Regions from separate parts of the Homo sapiens genome. Here region 2 is linked to region 1. A link is an interaction called in ENCODE POLR2A ChIA-PET data of the cell type or tissue named here. Cell type or tissue: Caco-2. All regions are shown on one strand. Each heading gives the region's core, and the rest is flanking DNA. Links, peaks and the distances in the headings are about the cores only.

Region 1 (4,389 bases), core at 72-4,071:
TCAAAAGCAAACTTACCCACCTAGTGTTCTGGACCCTTCTTTTTGGAGCCTCACAGAGCTGCCGGGTTACATATTTGCTATTTTTTACTTCTTTGCAAACAGAAAATTAAAAGGTATGATTAAAAAAAAAAAAGCTCCTCCAAGTGCGATCGGCGCCCCCGCCACCGCGGGACCCTGGCGTCTCCGTGGCTCAGCCCAGCCGAGCCCCCACCCCGCGGGTGTCCAGCGCGGCGCTCCGGCTCGAGGGCGGGGACCCGCAGCTCCAAGCCAGAGGGACGGGCTTTAGGGCCACCCCTCCAGCCTCGCGTGGCGACTCCGCCGCCGGGCACCAGAGAGCGGGACCCAGGACTCCAGCCGCTGGCCGCGAGTGCTCAGCAACTCCCGGAGCCGCAGGGCCGGGCTGAGTTCCGCGCCTGCGAGACCGAGGGGTAGCCCCTGGCGCCCCCAATGCTCCTCCCAGGCGGGGGCTGCCGCGGGCCCAGCGAGCGGCCCCGGGGTACGGAGGCAAGTGTCGGCCGCAGGCTCCTTCCACACTAGGGATAGGAGTTCCCAAAGCTCGCTGGCCCCGCGCTCTCGGACGCAGGATCCTTGCAGCTGAAAGGAATCATCAAGTATTTATAAGATTTCCTGCAAGATGCTTCACAATAGAATATACTTATCTGGTCGGAAATTTGCCAAAAGCCATAAATAATTGAGACAGCTGTGACTAACCTCCCAGAAACCATACCAGAATTCTCAATTAAACATTTAATTGAACGGTCTCATTGCCCCCTCGTCCCGGAGAGGAGGAGGCGTAAGAAGCAAACCCAGGCCCCACCCAGCCGGGAGCCTGCGCGGCTCGGGCCCGGGAGCGTCCCGGTGCCTCCCGGCGCACGCGGTTCCTGGGGGTCTCGAGTTCACTGCTTTCGGGCGCCCCGGCCCGGTCCGGGCGATTTAAGCTCCAGCTCCCCGGGCTTTTACGGCTTCTAAACTCTCCGGGGCTCGGGGGAGCGCAACGCCCAGGTGAGCGCGGCCGCGTCTGGTTGTAGCTCGCGGGGACGCAGTGCCGCCACAGGTTGCTTTCTGCCGGGGCGAGGGCCGCCCCCCGGCTCTCCAGAGGCTGAGGGGCCGCAGCGGAGACCGCTGGGCGGAGGCGAAAGGCCTCTGCCGGGCCCAGCCTATGAAGTTGACGGTGCGACTGGGCGTATTCGGAGTGAAAGCGACAACTTCGCCCGGGCTTTGCAGCCCAGAATTTGGGTCAGGTAGGAGAGGCTGCCCAAGGCCCGGGAGCAGCGACGTTTGAACACTCAGCGGCGTTGCCCAAGCCAATTCCCCGCAGCGGCGGCGGCTCCCTTCCCCCGGAGCTCTGCGGGGCCCACCGCCCCAGACTCGCAACTGTACGTCGGAGCCGCAGCTTCGGGCCCGGCCACTCTCCCGCCCTCCAGACGCCAGCAGTTGCGAGGCTGGGACCTCGAACCCTGAACCTGGCCCCGGGGAGCCTCGGTCCTGACCGCGGCGTTCCTGGGACATTTCTTCCAGGGCTCTTTGCCACGTTCTGGAAAGTCTTGAGTCTCGATAATCTGGAAAGAAATCACTCCTCACAATCCCCTATTCTTCCACTTCCTCGTCCCTGCTCCCTGCCCCCTCCCTCCCCCACGCCCTAACAGCTGACCTGATCTCTGGTTAGCTACTCTCAAACCACGCCTTAACTTAAACACGCTCTTTCCCAACGGGGAACCGGCCTTCCTGAGCTCCTGCCGGCCCCTGGGCTTACGCCTTGACCCACTCCCCCGCTGGCTCTGACCTTCCGGACCAGGAGGTACCGAGGCGGATGGCTGGATTCACCTTGCACTCCCGCCTCTCTGGCTGGATTGTTGCTGGGGCCCCAAATGTGTTGTATACATTGAGCCGCTCCCTACCCAACTCCACATCTGGATCCCAATGGAGTATTTCCTTGTGCCCTTTCTTGCTCTCATTACTACTCTCAATCTAGCTCTATTCATCTGCATCTTTCATGCACAGTCTCCATCAACAAGGTGCTAGTCTGTACTTGGCCACACAATCCTCATTACTGCACTGAATCCCAGTATTTTCAAGAAAGTTTACTTTTACATCAATCAGACCCCGATTTAAAAGCCTCTAATCTTTCCCGCATCAGCTTCATAAACTCTGAATTTCCTGCTTTTATCACCACTCCCCTGGGAACTTCTCTGCAAATATTCATCCATTGTTTCTCTCTCTAGCATGCTGCTATTTGGCTAATTCTCTTACTCTCTTTGGTGAACACCCATGAGAAAGCACAGCTAACTAAATGTGTGGCCATCTGTGTCCTCCCCTAGGCAGAAGAGGTAGAACCTCAAATTTTCTAGAGAACAATCTTAGACAATATCCATTTAAACCCTGTATTGGCAGCTCTGACAAAATTGAGCTTTGTTATTCCATATTCAAAACACAAAGCCTGATTTCTGTTCCACAATCCATTAAATATTAAAGTTTGTTGGGAATACTGCCACAGGGACTCTGAATTTCCCAGAATTATGCAGTCTTTCAATATGTATTAAATTTTGTGTAAAAACTTATAGCCATAAACTGTCTATCTCTGGGAATCCCTTTCCTTCCTCAATTGCATAGAGCTATCCAAATTAATAGTTAAGTCTTCTGAGAAAATCGTATTCTAAAGTGAATCTAGCTAAATAACTCCCACTTTCCACCTATGGCCTCTTTTATTGAATTTTTTACTATGCAATTGGGTATCTCATATTAAAAGTTCAGTAAGTATAAAATACAACACTTGTCATTGTTACAGGTAATTTAATTTATGGGGAAATCCCTACTGTATTACAAAAGATGTTTAAAGATGACTTGGGAACCCGTAAAACTGATATTTATTAATGTAACTAACCAAGCGTAGATGTGACACCTCACTAGGGACCACTGTAATAAGGCTTCAGAGTTGAATCCTTTCCCTGGAAACCCACATAGAAAACGATGCACCCCTTTGGGTGGGTAGCAACTATGGAAGAGAAAAGCTTGTAATGTTTTGTACAGTGATACAGAGAGATGCAGGAATCTTAACACACAATAACCACTTTTATCTAGGTAACTTCCCAATATTCAAAAAAGACAGACACAATCATATAAATAACAAAAAGAGGAATTTGATTTTTGATTCATGGATGATGAGGAAAGAGATAACTAATTAGATGTTGAGATAACTAATGTAGACGTTTCCATTCATAGCGTTAAAACGCTGCAATCTGTCAAAAGCAAAAATTCAGAGCTAATTAACCATTAATGAAATTCTTTATTCAATAACCTGTTATTTCCTTTTTAAAAAAAATGAGAAAACCCAAATATTCTGGATAAATCAAAAGTTTTTGACAGTGAGATTTATTCGAAGTTTTAGCCCCCTATCTAATGGCCAGCCAGAAGGTAAAAGGAGAAATCTGTATTTCTGTTGGGAAGGAATGGTCTAAGTTAAAGAAAGGAAGCCTCAAAGAACCCAGACCTGATTATTAAAGCCATTTCTGGGCACTTGAGAGGTAAAGCTGGTCCTCATTAACTCTGCATATCTCTTCCCTTATCTCTAAGTTTGCAGCAGCATTTCCTATATCCCAAAGAAGGGGAATGTTCCCTTTAATATTTGTGCCAGCATCACCTTGACATTCAGGAAGTAAAATATAAATGCAGCTCCATTTTCCCACCTCCCATTTTCTTTCAGTAATTGCCAGCAAGCCTTCCATCATCTGCAAGTGGGGTGGGGGCAGTGTGAAGGAATTCTGCTAAAAGCGCTGCTGAAAAACCCACAGTGGCCTTTGGCCATCCAAGCAGCCATGGCTAACAGAAGGCACCTACTTTTCTATCTGAAGACTACAGGGCCCCCCAGACACGTTTTCCTTGCCAGCCCCTACCTAAGCTAAGATGGCAACTATCCCCTACCCAGTTAGGGCGTTGCCCACTTTCAAAACAAACCTTGGACAAAGAAGGATATGCTTGTGGGTCGCTTAACTCGAGGGACAGGGAAACGACAACTCAACGCCAGATGTTCTTACAACAGCGGTGGACTAACTGGTAGTCGGGAAGCTCCCTCAGTCCACTAAGTGAAGGCTGGTCTTGGAAAAGAACTGTCCCAGGCTGCCAAAGGGTTAAATATTTGTAAAGAGTAAAACCTGAGCCTCCGTGGGTTTTTTTTCTTTCTTTCTTTTGGGGTTTTTTGTTTTTGTGTATGCGCGGTTGCCCGGAGGCCTACTGGAGATTCAGTATCTCTCGGTTATTTCCTGCGATCACTAAAGCCAGTTTTCAAGAAAACAAGTCGCAGGGGTTTGAAATGTCACACCAAGTGACCTGGGCACGGCATATCCAGGGGCCATTCCCAGCTCCCTCCCACCCGGGCCACCCCCGACCCCCTCC
Region 2 (4,389 bases), core at 168-4,167, 240 kb before region 1:
TTCTACAAAAAAAATGCAAAAAGTAGCCAGACATGGTGACATGTGCCAGTAATCCCAGCTACTCAGAAAGCTGAGGTGGGAGACTCACTTGAGCCCAAGAGGTTGAGGCTGTAGTGAGCCATGATTGCACCTCTGCACTCCAACCTGGGCAACAGAGCGAGACCCTGTCTCAAAAATATGTAGATATATTAAAAGAATATTCTGTAATATATTCAAGAATTACTCTATTGTTGTCCACATATATTTTTCCCCTTTCCATTGTTTTTGTTATTGCCACAGACAAGAACTTTATTTATATGACATTGTATATATGTAATTTTGCAGGGCAGAAAACCAAACTGTCCTCCTGGGCGTGCAGCCTGCACTCGGAAGGGTTCCACCCTGGTTTAAGTCGACTATTGCTGTCTTGAAATTGTTAATACATTTGAATGAAGGACCCTGCATTTTTCTTTTTCTTTTTTTTAATTTGTATAAATTTAAGGGTTGAGGTACAAGTGCAACTTTGTTACAAAGATATATTTCATAGTGGTGTAGTCTGGGCTTTTAGTGTATCCATCACTGATAAAATGTACATTATACCCATTAAGTCATTCTCATCATTCACCACCTCGCCTGCAGTTATGAGTCTTCATTGTTTATCAGTCCACACTCTATGTCCATGTGTACACATTATTTAGCTCCCACTTAGAAGAAAGAAGATGCAGTATTTGTCTGTTTCTGAATTATTTCACTTAAAATAATGGCCTTCAGTTCCACTCATGTTGCTGCAAACATACATGATTTCATTTTTTAAATGACTGAATAGTATTTCCTTGTGTGTATGTATCACATTTTCTTTATCCAGTCATCTGTTGATGGACACTTAGGTTGATTCCATATCTTTCCTATATCGAATAAACTGTGATAAACATACAAGTGCAGGTATCTTTTTGATAAAATGATTTCTTTTCCTTGGGGTAGACATCCAGTAGTGGGATTGCTGGATCAAATGGCAGTTCCATTTGTAGTTCTTTGAGAAATATTCATTCTGTTTTCCATAGAGGTTGTGCTAATTTACATTCCCACCAACATTATATAGGCATTCCCTTTTTTCTGCATCCCCATCAACATCTGTTTTTTTGTCTTTTTAATAATAGCCATGCAAATTATGTACCCAGTCTTGCTTAGAAATGAAATTTTTTGGGCCAAAGTCTATGTGCATTCTGATTTTAATAGAACCTTGTAATTTTTTATAGTGTATTTACACTCTGCCAACAGTTATGACATTCTCTTTCCCTTAAATAGGATGCTATTGAAAAAAATACATTTTCCATGTTTTCATAGGCTGCTTATTCAAATATATAAACTTGTATTTTAGTTCATGAGTTAAAAATCAGACTTAATTTTCATCCAAGCCTCCATTTCCAACTTATAACATTCTATCTAGTCACACTCGAAAATGGCAGATAGGAGGCGGGACTAAATTGCAGTTCCCACTTGGACAGACAGAGCAGTGTGTGTGGAGACTTGCACTGTTGAACTTTTGCTCCAAGAACTACTGCAGGAATATACCAGCAAAGCCGAGAGAATCCACAGACCCTCTGAAGGAAGTGGATTGCTCCTACGATCCACTGGGAGACAGTCCAAATACTGTGAGTGCCCAAATTGTGAAAGTGGGAAAGGAGGATGGTCCACCCCCAAACACACACAGGGGAACCTGAAGTTCCAGATCGTGGAAGAAGGATTTGACCTTACCTGGAGCTGAGTCAATTTAGAGAGCAGCATGAAATACAGGGGTAGAGGAGGCCACGGCAGAAACCCTGTGGGCTCTCTGCATCCCCAGGGAAGCCATTTTTGACTTGTCTCACAGGGGTCCTTCCAGAGGGCTGCCAGAGGAACTGGGAAAAGACCACAGGGAGAAGGAAACCTCCAGCAGAACTTTGTAACAATTCCAACCAAACGCGAAGTCTCCTGGCCAGAACTTGAGGGAGAGCATGAATCCAGTGTGCAGACTCAACAGGCAAGGAGGTGTGAAAGCCCTCCTTGCTTTCTCAGCTGGGAGGCTGGTAGCCTGGGGCATGTTCTCAGCTGAGCTTGCCCACTGCCTGGAAACAAACTTAGTGCTGTTGCAGGGGGCACAGTGGGAGTGACACCAGCCTTTTGGGTTGCATGGGAGCCGGGGAAGGCTTGTGGCTGTCAGCTTTTCCCCACTTCCCTGACAACATGTATGACACAGCAGAGGCAGCCATAATCCTCCTGGGAACATAACTCCATTGCCGCAGCAAGCCCCACCCAAGGAGAATCTGAGCTTAGACATGCCTAACCCTGCCCTCACCTGATGGTTCTTCACTACCCACCCTGGTAGCTGAAGACAAAGGTCATATTCTGTTAGCTGTTCTTGGGCCCCACCCACCGCCAGATCCTCCCTTATACTACTACAGCTGATCCTCTCTTGAAAATGCCACCTCCTGGCAGGAGACCAAACAACACAAAACTAGTGTATTAAACGACTGCAACTAAGGACCCTCACAGAGTCCATTTCATTCCCTTGCCATCTCCACAGCTGGGAGACCTGAAGACAGTTCACATTAGAGATATCTGTGCAGATACCCCCCAGTACCAGCCTGGAGCCTGGTAGTCCTGCTGTGTGGCTAGATCCAGAAGAGAACAATCACTACAGTTCAGCTCTCGGGAAGCCACATCCCTAGGAAAAGGTGGAGAGTACTACATCAAGGGAACAGCCCATGGGACAAAAGAATCTGAACAGCAGCCTTGAGTGCCAGATCTTCCCTCTGACATAGCCTACCCAAATGAAAAAGAACCAGAAAAACAATTCTGGTAATATGGCAAAACAAGGTTCTTTAACACCCCCCCCAAAAATCACACTAGCCACCACACCTGGCCAAGGAGTTCTAAATCTTGAAGCAAATCCTAGAAACACATCAAAATAGAACCTCTTTAAAGCGTAAATCTCACAGGACCTATAAAACAAAAATACAATTTAAAGACAAACAAGTTATACAGGCAACCAACAGCACAACAAATGGGATAGTACCTCACATCTCAATACTCACGTTGAATGTAAATGGCCTAAATGCTCCACTCAAAAGATACAGAATTGCAGAATGGGTAAGAATTCACTAACCAAGCGTCTGCTGACTTCAAGAGACTCACCTAACTCATAAGGACTCACATAAACTTAAGGTAAAGGGGTAGAAAAAGACATTCCATGCAAATGGAAACCAAAAGCGAATAGGAGTAGCTATTCTTATATCAGACAAAGCAAACTTCAAAGCAACAGCGATTGAAAAAGACAAAGAGGGACATTATATAATGATGAAAGATGTTGTACAACAGGAAAATATCACAATCCTAAACATATATGCACCTAACACTGGAGCTCCCAAATTTATAAAACAACTACTGCTACCTAAGAAATAAGAGAGACAGGGCCGGGCGCGGTGGCTCACGCCTGTAATCCCAGCACTTTGGGAGGCTGAGGCAGGCAGATCACGAGGTCAGGAGATCAAGACCATTCTGGCTAACACGGTGAAACCCCGTCTCTACTAAAAAATACAAAAAATTAGCCAGGCATGGTGGTGGGCGCTTGTAGTCCCAGCTACTCGGGAGGCTGAGGCAGGAGAATGGTGTGAACCTGGGAGGCAGAGCTTGCAGTGAGCTGAGATTGTGCCACTGCACTGCAGCCTGGGCGACAGAGCAAGACTCTGTCTTAAAAAAAAAAAAAGAAAAGAAAAAGAAATGAGAAAGACAGTAGCACAGTAATAGTGGGGGACTTCAGTACTCCACTGACAGCACTAGGCAGGTCATCAAGACAGAAAGTCAACAAGGAAACCATGTATTTAAACTATATCCTAGAACAAAGGGACTTAACAGATATTTCTACCCAACAGCCACAGAATATACATTCTATTAATCAGTTGTATGGAAATTTATCCAATGTAGACCATATGATAGGCCACAAAACAAGTCTCAATAAATTTAAGAAAACTGAAATTATATCATGTACTCTGTCAGACCACAGTGGAATAAAATTGGATATCAACTCCAAAAGGAATTTTCAAAACCATGCAAATACATGGAAATTAAATAACCTGCTCCTGAATGATCATTGGGTCAACAATGAAATCAAGATGGAAATTTAAATATTCTTTGAACTGAACAATAACAGTGACACAGCCTATCAAAATCTCTGGGATACAGCAAAGAGGAAAGTTGTTCATAGTCTTAAATGCCTTCATCAAAAAGTCTGAAAGAGCACAAATAGACAATCTAAGATCACACCTCAATGAACTAGAGAAACAAGAACAAACCAAACCCAAACCCAGCAGAAGAAAAGAAATAACCAAGATCAGAGCAGAACTAAATGAAATAGAAACCAAAAAATAAATA

What was found. Peaks named below come from ENCODE experiments on the same cell type or tissue, not always from the same donor. Only the 100,000 strongest peaks of a DNase experiment are listed, where the experiment ranks them.
Region 2: POLR2A ChIA-PET joins it to region 1 with 6 read pairs; 3 of 35 experiments call an interaction of 5 or more read pairs at or near these places.

What each region holds. Positions count from the first base shown.
Region 1 is chr15:76,343,240-76,347,628 of GRCh38, reverse strand. LOC124903532 reads left to right here and starts at 4,205. Exons shown (of 1, transcript XM_047433420.1): 1 at 4,205-4,389. The coding sequence starts at 4,205. RefSeq lists a silencer at 805-974 and an enhancer at 982-1,483. In Caco-2, for the core only: no CTCF peak of the experiment used is centred there; a DNase peak (open chromatin) is centred at 1,678; H3K4me3 peaks cover 1,957 bases.
Region 2 is chr15:76,587,262-76,591,650 of GRCh38, reverse strand. All of the region lies in intron 22 of SCAPER (S-phase cyclin A associated protein in the ER), which reads left to right. Among named protein-coding and RNA genes, the nearest start is that of MIR3713, 2.8 kb to the right of the region's middle. In Caco-2, for the core only: no CTCF peak of the experiment used is centred there; a DNase peak (open chromatin) is centred at 2,360.